Regions from separate parts of the Mus musculus genome. Here region 1 is linked to region 2. A link is a contact called in ENCODE Hi-C data. All regions are on one chromosome and are shown on one strand. Each heading gives the region's core, a stretch centred on a gene start or an enhancer-like site at or near the end of the contact. The rest is flanking DNA. Distances are from core to core; before and after follow the strand shown. Region 1 holds the start of Urb1 (URB1 ribosome biogenesis 1 homolog (S. cerevisiae)). Region 2 overlaps Mrap (melanocortin 2 receptor accessory protein).

The links. Hi-C counts contacts between places; a loop is a spot of excess contacts on that map.
Region 1: a loop to region 2 is called in a map of T-helper 1 cell, with 2.6 times the contacts of the local background. The contact joins the promoter of Urb1 here to the enhancer-like site in region 2. A Hi-C loop is called at or near these places in 4 of 37 maps with a recorded cell type or tissue (T-helper 1 cell, T-helper 2 cell, adrenal gland and 1 more).

Annotation. Positions count from the first base shown.
Region 1 is chr16:90,809,024-90,811,987 of GRCm38, reverse strand. It overlaps Urb1 (URB1 ribosome biogenesis 1 homolog (S. cerevisiae)), which reads left to right and starts at 1,575. Exons shown (of 39, transcript NM_029497.1): 1 at 1,575-1,789. The coding sequence starts at 1,648.
Region 2 is chr16:90,745,975-90,748,850 of GRCm38, reverse strand. It overlaps Mrap (melanocortin 2 receptor accessory protein), which reads right to left. Exons shown (of 3, transcript NM_029844.4): 2 at 1,228-1,327. Among named protein-coding and RNA genes, the nearest start is that of Mrap, 9.2 kb to the right of the region's middle. Within about 2 kb of position 1,595, at least 1 of the 3 ENCODE cell types and tissues checked has a DNase peak (open chromatin) inside an H3K27ac peak, as active enhancers do.

The DNA.
Region 1 (2,964 bases), core at 326-2,825, 63 kb before region 2:
TTGCCACAGCATGCATGTAGAGGCCACAAAGCAATTTGTGAGAGGAGGTCTCTCCTTTCACCGTGTGAGTTCTGGGGATTGAGCTGAGACCATCACCCTCCCAGCCACACCCCCACCCCCAATTATTTATAACTTCCACTAGTACAGAGAGATGATAATTTCCCCCAACATCACATAAGCTAAACTCAAGGCTTTAGACTGTTTCTTCCTTCTTCTTGCTGCCTTTTGTTTGGGTCCTGGTGAGTGTCAACATGGGCAATTGGTCACAAGTCGGTCTTCAGCCTCTTCTCTCAAAATTATTCATGGTTTTAGTCATCTTCATTTTTCTGACAGGCCCGGGACCTAGGGATTCCCACAGATGCAGTTGTTTCTGTAGGCTACAGGCTCAAAGTCAAAGGCAAGTGTTGTTGTTGTTGTTTGTTTGTTTGTTTTTCTCTTAGGGACTCTAAAATCATAGGAGTGACAGGGACCACATTCTTAGATGCTTAAAAGATACTTGCTTCCAAAAGTGTGCCTTATTAGACTAGAAGAATATGACAGAGAATTTCAGAAACCATCGATTTCCCAACTAACAGGCTAGTTTGGAATTTTAAATACATACCAAGATATTGATAAGATCTGTTTTTTTTAATTATGCAACTGACTGTTTTTACTTTCCCACATTTTTGCCAGAGCATTGAATGCAGCCTGTAAATCAACAGCTTACAACAAATAAAAACTGTATCGTACTCTCTGTCCCCTTAAAGCAGTTCTTTAAACATTACATTACTTGCCGTTCTCCAGCCCAGGACTGGGGAGAGCCGGCTTTGTTGTCTCCTTTTTAACGAGGGTGCTGAGATGCGGGCACTGTCCAAGGAGGTTTTCTTAAATGCTTGCTTTCTTTGATCGCCCCTGGCCTTCAGCACCACAGAAGGAGTGCATCAAGGTTTGGGGGAAGCAAGCGTGGATGGAGGTTACTTGAAATGACATCTAACCAGCCTAGGCCTTCTGGCTAGGGTTGTGACAAAAACTGGGGATTCAGGGTTACGGACACTCTGGACCACATTCCCAAGCTAGGGCTTTTCAGAGGTAAGTCCACCTGATGTCAAGCCCTCGGGAATTCACCCGGCTTACACTTACACGCAGGGGGCTTGAACTGAGGAAGTATCAATCTCATGAAGTTGTTCAAAGGATATCATTAAAATGCTCAGAGATTTTTAAATATCTGAGCTCTTTGTGCTGCTCTTTGTGGGTCTGGGAGTTCTTCCTGCTCAGGGAGTTGCGGGAGCAGGGGAAGCATTTTGATCCATCTGCCCCAGATTGTTGCAGCTAAGGGCGGGTATGTGATTTTTCTTTGCAGGCAGAGCACAGCCAGAGAACCCTTGGGGAAATCCCAGGCCCTACAGGCCCCACCCAAGCACCAAGCCACGCCCACACCACCCAGAGACACGCCCCAGAAGGCCCCGCCCCCAGGTGTTCTACCTTCTCCACGCCCCCTTCAGCAGGCCCCGCCCCTTCCGCCCTTTCTCACCCGAAGACCGGCTCTTTTACCGGCTTCCCCTCATAGGCTCCGCCTTTCCTTCCAGTCCCGCCCCTTCCTTGCCGCCGGTGCTTCCGGTCGCGTGGGTTTTCCGAGGGTGCCGTTTTGCTGGCCCGGTGGTTTGGGCCATGGGGGTCCCCAAGAGGAAGGCGTCAGAGGGTCCCAGCAGCGCGGCGTCCCCCGCTGGCACAGTCAAGCGAACGCGAGCGGAGGAGTTCACGGGCGTGCGGTTCAAGACCCTGCTGAAGGATGCGCAGGGCCCAGGACCGGGTGAGTGGGAGCGGACTCCTCAGCTTCGGGGCAGTAGCCGGCACAGCGGCGCCTCGGAGCCCGGCTCGGAGTTAGTCAAGAATAGTTCAGTGAGATAGCTTGCTTGGGCTGTCAGTAGCCGTTCCCATAGTAACCAACTGTCAACCCTGATAATGGCGGGATGTCACGTGTAACAAGTTCCATAAGGACCTACAACTAAATCGAGTGACTAGGATTGTCCGGACCGGTAACCGAGAGGGGCCAGATTCTGTAATTTAATTTCACTCGCTGCAGAGTGTGACACCACTTCACAACGACTTCTAATCGTGCAAGGAGTACATTGGTTGTGAGGAGAACCACAGTTGAACATGTTACCATGTTCAGACGTCAACGCGGTGGTAAAAACAAGACAGCGAAATATTTCTCTTAGGTTAACAAAACTACAAAGTTAATAAACTATCGCAGGGCTTGATGGTTCGTGCCTTTAATTCAGCACTTTAGAGGGAGGAAGAGGCAAGAGGATTTCTGTCAGTTGAAGGCCAGCCTTATCTTCTTAGAAAGTGCCAGACCAAGTACACCTTGACTTCCAACATTAGAAATATTTGAAGATTAAGGATAGAATTGGTGCCATCCTGACAGTGTCATGTTGGCAGAGCACTCCTGACTGCTGCTGCTGCTGCCAGTCCAAAGAAGAGTAAGCTGTCCGTCTCCCTGAACTGCCCTGGGCTAACTCAAGCCAGGGGACTCGGTAAACACTATATAGTGAGACCCTGACTCAAAAAGTATTCTCAGCTAATGTTTTTCTTACAATTTTTATTTTTAAACGTTTGGTGCCTCGCCTTGGTCGTTTGCTTAGAAGATGACACCTTTGCTAGCACAGAATTTAGCGCCCCACACACTTATTCGATATTTAATTGCAGTTGCTGTTTGTTAGGTAGAGATGTAATGGGCGAATAAAACCCTGGCACAGGTCTTGCCATTGCAAATCTGATAGTTTGGGAAAGCAGGTGACCAGCAAAGTCACATAGTCACGGGTCTTCCAGAAGGAGCCAGCTATCCATTGTGCCTAATGGGCCTGGGACCTTGATCTGTGAAATCAAAGAAGGCTTCCCCAAGGAAGCAGGTTTTTCATGAGTTGTAGAATTGTATAGGGAAAGGAGCCTTCCTGGCAGAAGAAAAGCGCCAGCTCGGTTCCT
Region 2 (2,876 bases), core at 346-2,845:
TACTGCCTCATAAGTGGCGGCAGGGGGTTGCAGGGGCCAGCGACAGGCTGGAGAGCCGCTCTCCATGTGGCTGCAATGCTAACACAATGAAGGCCATGGCCAGGGGTAGAGGAGAGCTGCTGGGGGCCAAGCCACCATCTGTGTAAGTCTATCTTATCTCTGAGTGGGGGTGGGGTCCTTACACAGTGCCTCGGGAGGCTTTGCTTTCTTTTTAGGTTTCTAAAAATAATCAGGCTTATGTGTGTCCGTGTAAGTGTATGACACCCAGTCCAGAGGAGGATAGGAGATCCCCTGCAGTTGGGTATCAGGCAGTTGTAAACTGGGAACCCAACTTGGGTCCTCTGGAGGAACAGCAAGCGTCCTTAATTACTGCGCCATCTCTTCAGGTGTGTGTGTGTGTGTGTGTGTGTGTGTGTACTTCCCCACTACAAATACGTACACTCAAACACAGGAGTGCACGTGCGTGCACACACTCCTATCTAGAGCTCCATGTAGACCTCAAACTCACAGAGCTCTCCCTGCTTCTGCATTTCAAAGGCTGGGGCAGCAGTTACAAGGTAGACTGATCTAGAAGGCCAGTTACCCAGCACCAGAGAATCTCCATACAGCGAACTAGCCTTAGCGCTTGGAGCTTCCAAAGTTCACCTCTCACTTAAGCAGCAGGGATTGACCAAGAGAGTGACCAGAGACACCTTAGCTCGGGACCTGTATTTCTTGTGAGCCCACCAACAACATTTAACTGGCTCCTGGCAGGGCTCCTTAATATCAGTATACATCTGTCACCACGCTAATTTTAAAATAATGACACCATTCCCAAGAAAACCTCATTATCAGTTTCTTCCTTTGATCTACCATCCTCCAAGCCCGAGGTGACTACCGGTCTCCCCTCTGTCTCTGGCTTTGCCTGTTGTAGATATTTCACATGAAGGGAATGAGGCAATATGGTTTTATGTTTGTCTTCTTGCACTCAGCCGGATGTTTCCAAGGGAGAATCATGAATGGTCTACTGGTTAGGACATGCTAAGTGGGTCTCTAGGTGGTCTCTGTGCAGACATCACAGGCTGTACTCACATAAACTTGTGGAACCACTTCTGTATGTACTGATTGTCACTGTGAGGCCATTATCTGCTCGTTCACGCTAGCATGAACGAGTGCAGGTCCTGTGGATGCCCTACAATACTACCGGTCAACATCTGCATTTGTCCCAAGGCCTGCCTTCCTACTTACCTCATCTGTGGGGAGCCCGACCAGGACATGTAGAGCAGGATGAGAAAGAGGAGCACCACGAAGGTAGCCAGGCTCAACCACAGGGCGATGACAATGGAATCTGCAGGAAGGGACAGAATCAGCTGAGTCCACCAGGCAGCCGAATGGTCCTCAGCCAGAAGTCAGGAGACAGTGCATCCCAGAGCCAGTGACTGTGTGGAAATGGTGTCTCTGCTAGCTGTTAGCACTGGGAAGGTTTCCAGTAACAGCCTGGGGAGGAAAGAGAAGTGTACGTGCAGCTTCTCCTTGGCTGATGGCAAACTGAGTGTTATCTTGGGCTCCGCACAAGCTTTCTCCAGCAGCCACTGCTGCTTGGAAGAAGAAGAATCCTTAGCGGTGACGTTGCAACTTCCTTTTCTTGTTGTGTAACAAGACTCTTGCTGAGCCTTGGTGACAGGCCCCAGGAGGGACAGCATCAGGGACCCCATTCCCAAAACCTAGAAGAACTTCCCAGGGCCTGTTAGAGATTAAGAGCCTTACCACTGTGGAGAAGTAGGCTGGCACCTGGTTCCGTGGAGTGGAACTAGCTAGTGACTCAGGTAGAGAAGCAACAGTCACTGTTGTACCCAGCACCGCACTGTGACCGTATGTATGGCTCAGGGCAAGAGGAAACCAGAAAATAGGCTTAGTCTCCTCTGTCCCTGTGGAGAGCCTGGCAGGTCAGAAGGCTCCAGGTTAGGAGCATTTGGCAGGTGGCTGGGGAATGTTCATAATATGGGGGTTAGGGGGTGGTTACCTATGTCTGTGAGAATGACAAGGTAACCTCAAGACAACGTGTCCAAGCTGGGAGAGTCTAGATACCCCTCAATGTGTGGCCAAAAGAGACTGTTGGGGAATAGTAACCCAGTGAGTACTTACTAAGCACAGAGCCCTGCAGTGCAGCCTTCTGTTAGTGTGAATTGCTACACAGATGTTGAGAGCTAGCACAAAAGACGGTCTCACACTGCATCAAAACAAAAGGTTCTTTGTGAATACTCTACAGACAGATGAGCAACCATCCACAGAAATCATCATATGAGAGATGTGTAAGTTATCTAAGTGGATGGAAATGGGGCTCTGGGCATATGTATTGGCACCCCTGCTCTTAGGGCTCCCAGCCATTCCAAGGTGAGGAGTGCTAGCGAGTGGGTACCACATCCTCAGATGCTTATGTCCACTATGGAAGCCCATGGTACACCCATAGAGCCCCCACAATGCTGCCACGACCGTCAGTCATCTCCAGGTGATTCTCGGGACCCAGTTTAACATGGGTGCATACAGACAGCTGCTGTGTTCTGTAGGGAATAAGCGCGAGAGAAGAGTCTGTCTATTTTTAGTACATATCTGATTTTTTTTCAAGTAATTTCAATCTGTGAACATATATCGTTGGCCATATTTGAAAAGAAAATGCTATCTCTGTTTCCTATGACCCAGACAGGTAGACAATCAGAAGATTTGCAGAAGTGGACCTCGGACCCTAACAGTTAACATCAAAACTGAGGCTTAGGACAGAGGAGGCGATTCCTTTGGTAAAGAGCCTACTGTGCATGCATGAGGACTTGCGGTCAGATCCCAGGCTCGCATGGAAAATGTAGGTGCTCATCTGTAACCCTACTGCTGGGAGCTAGGAG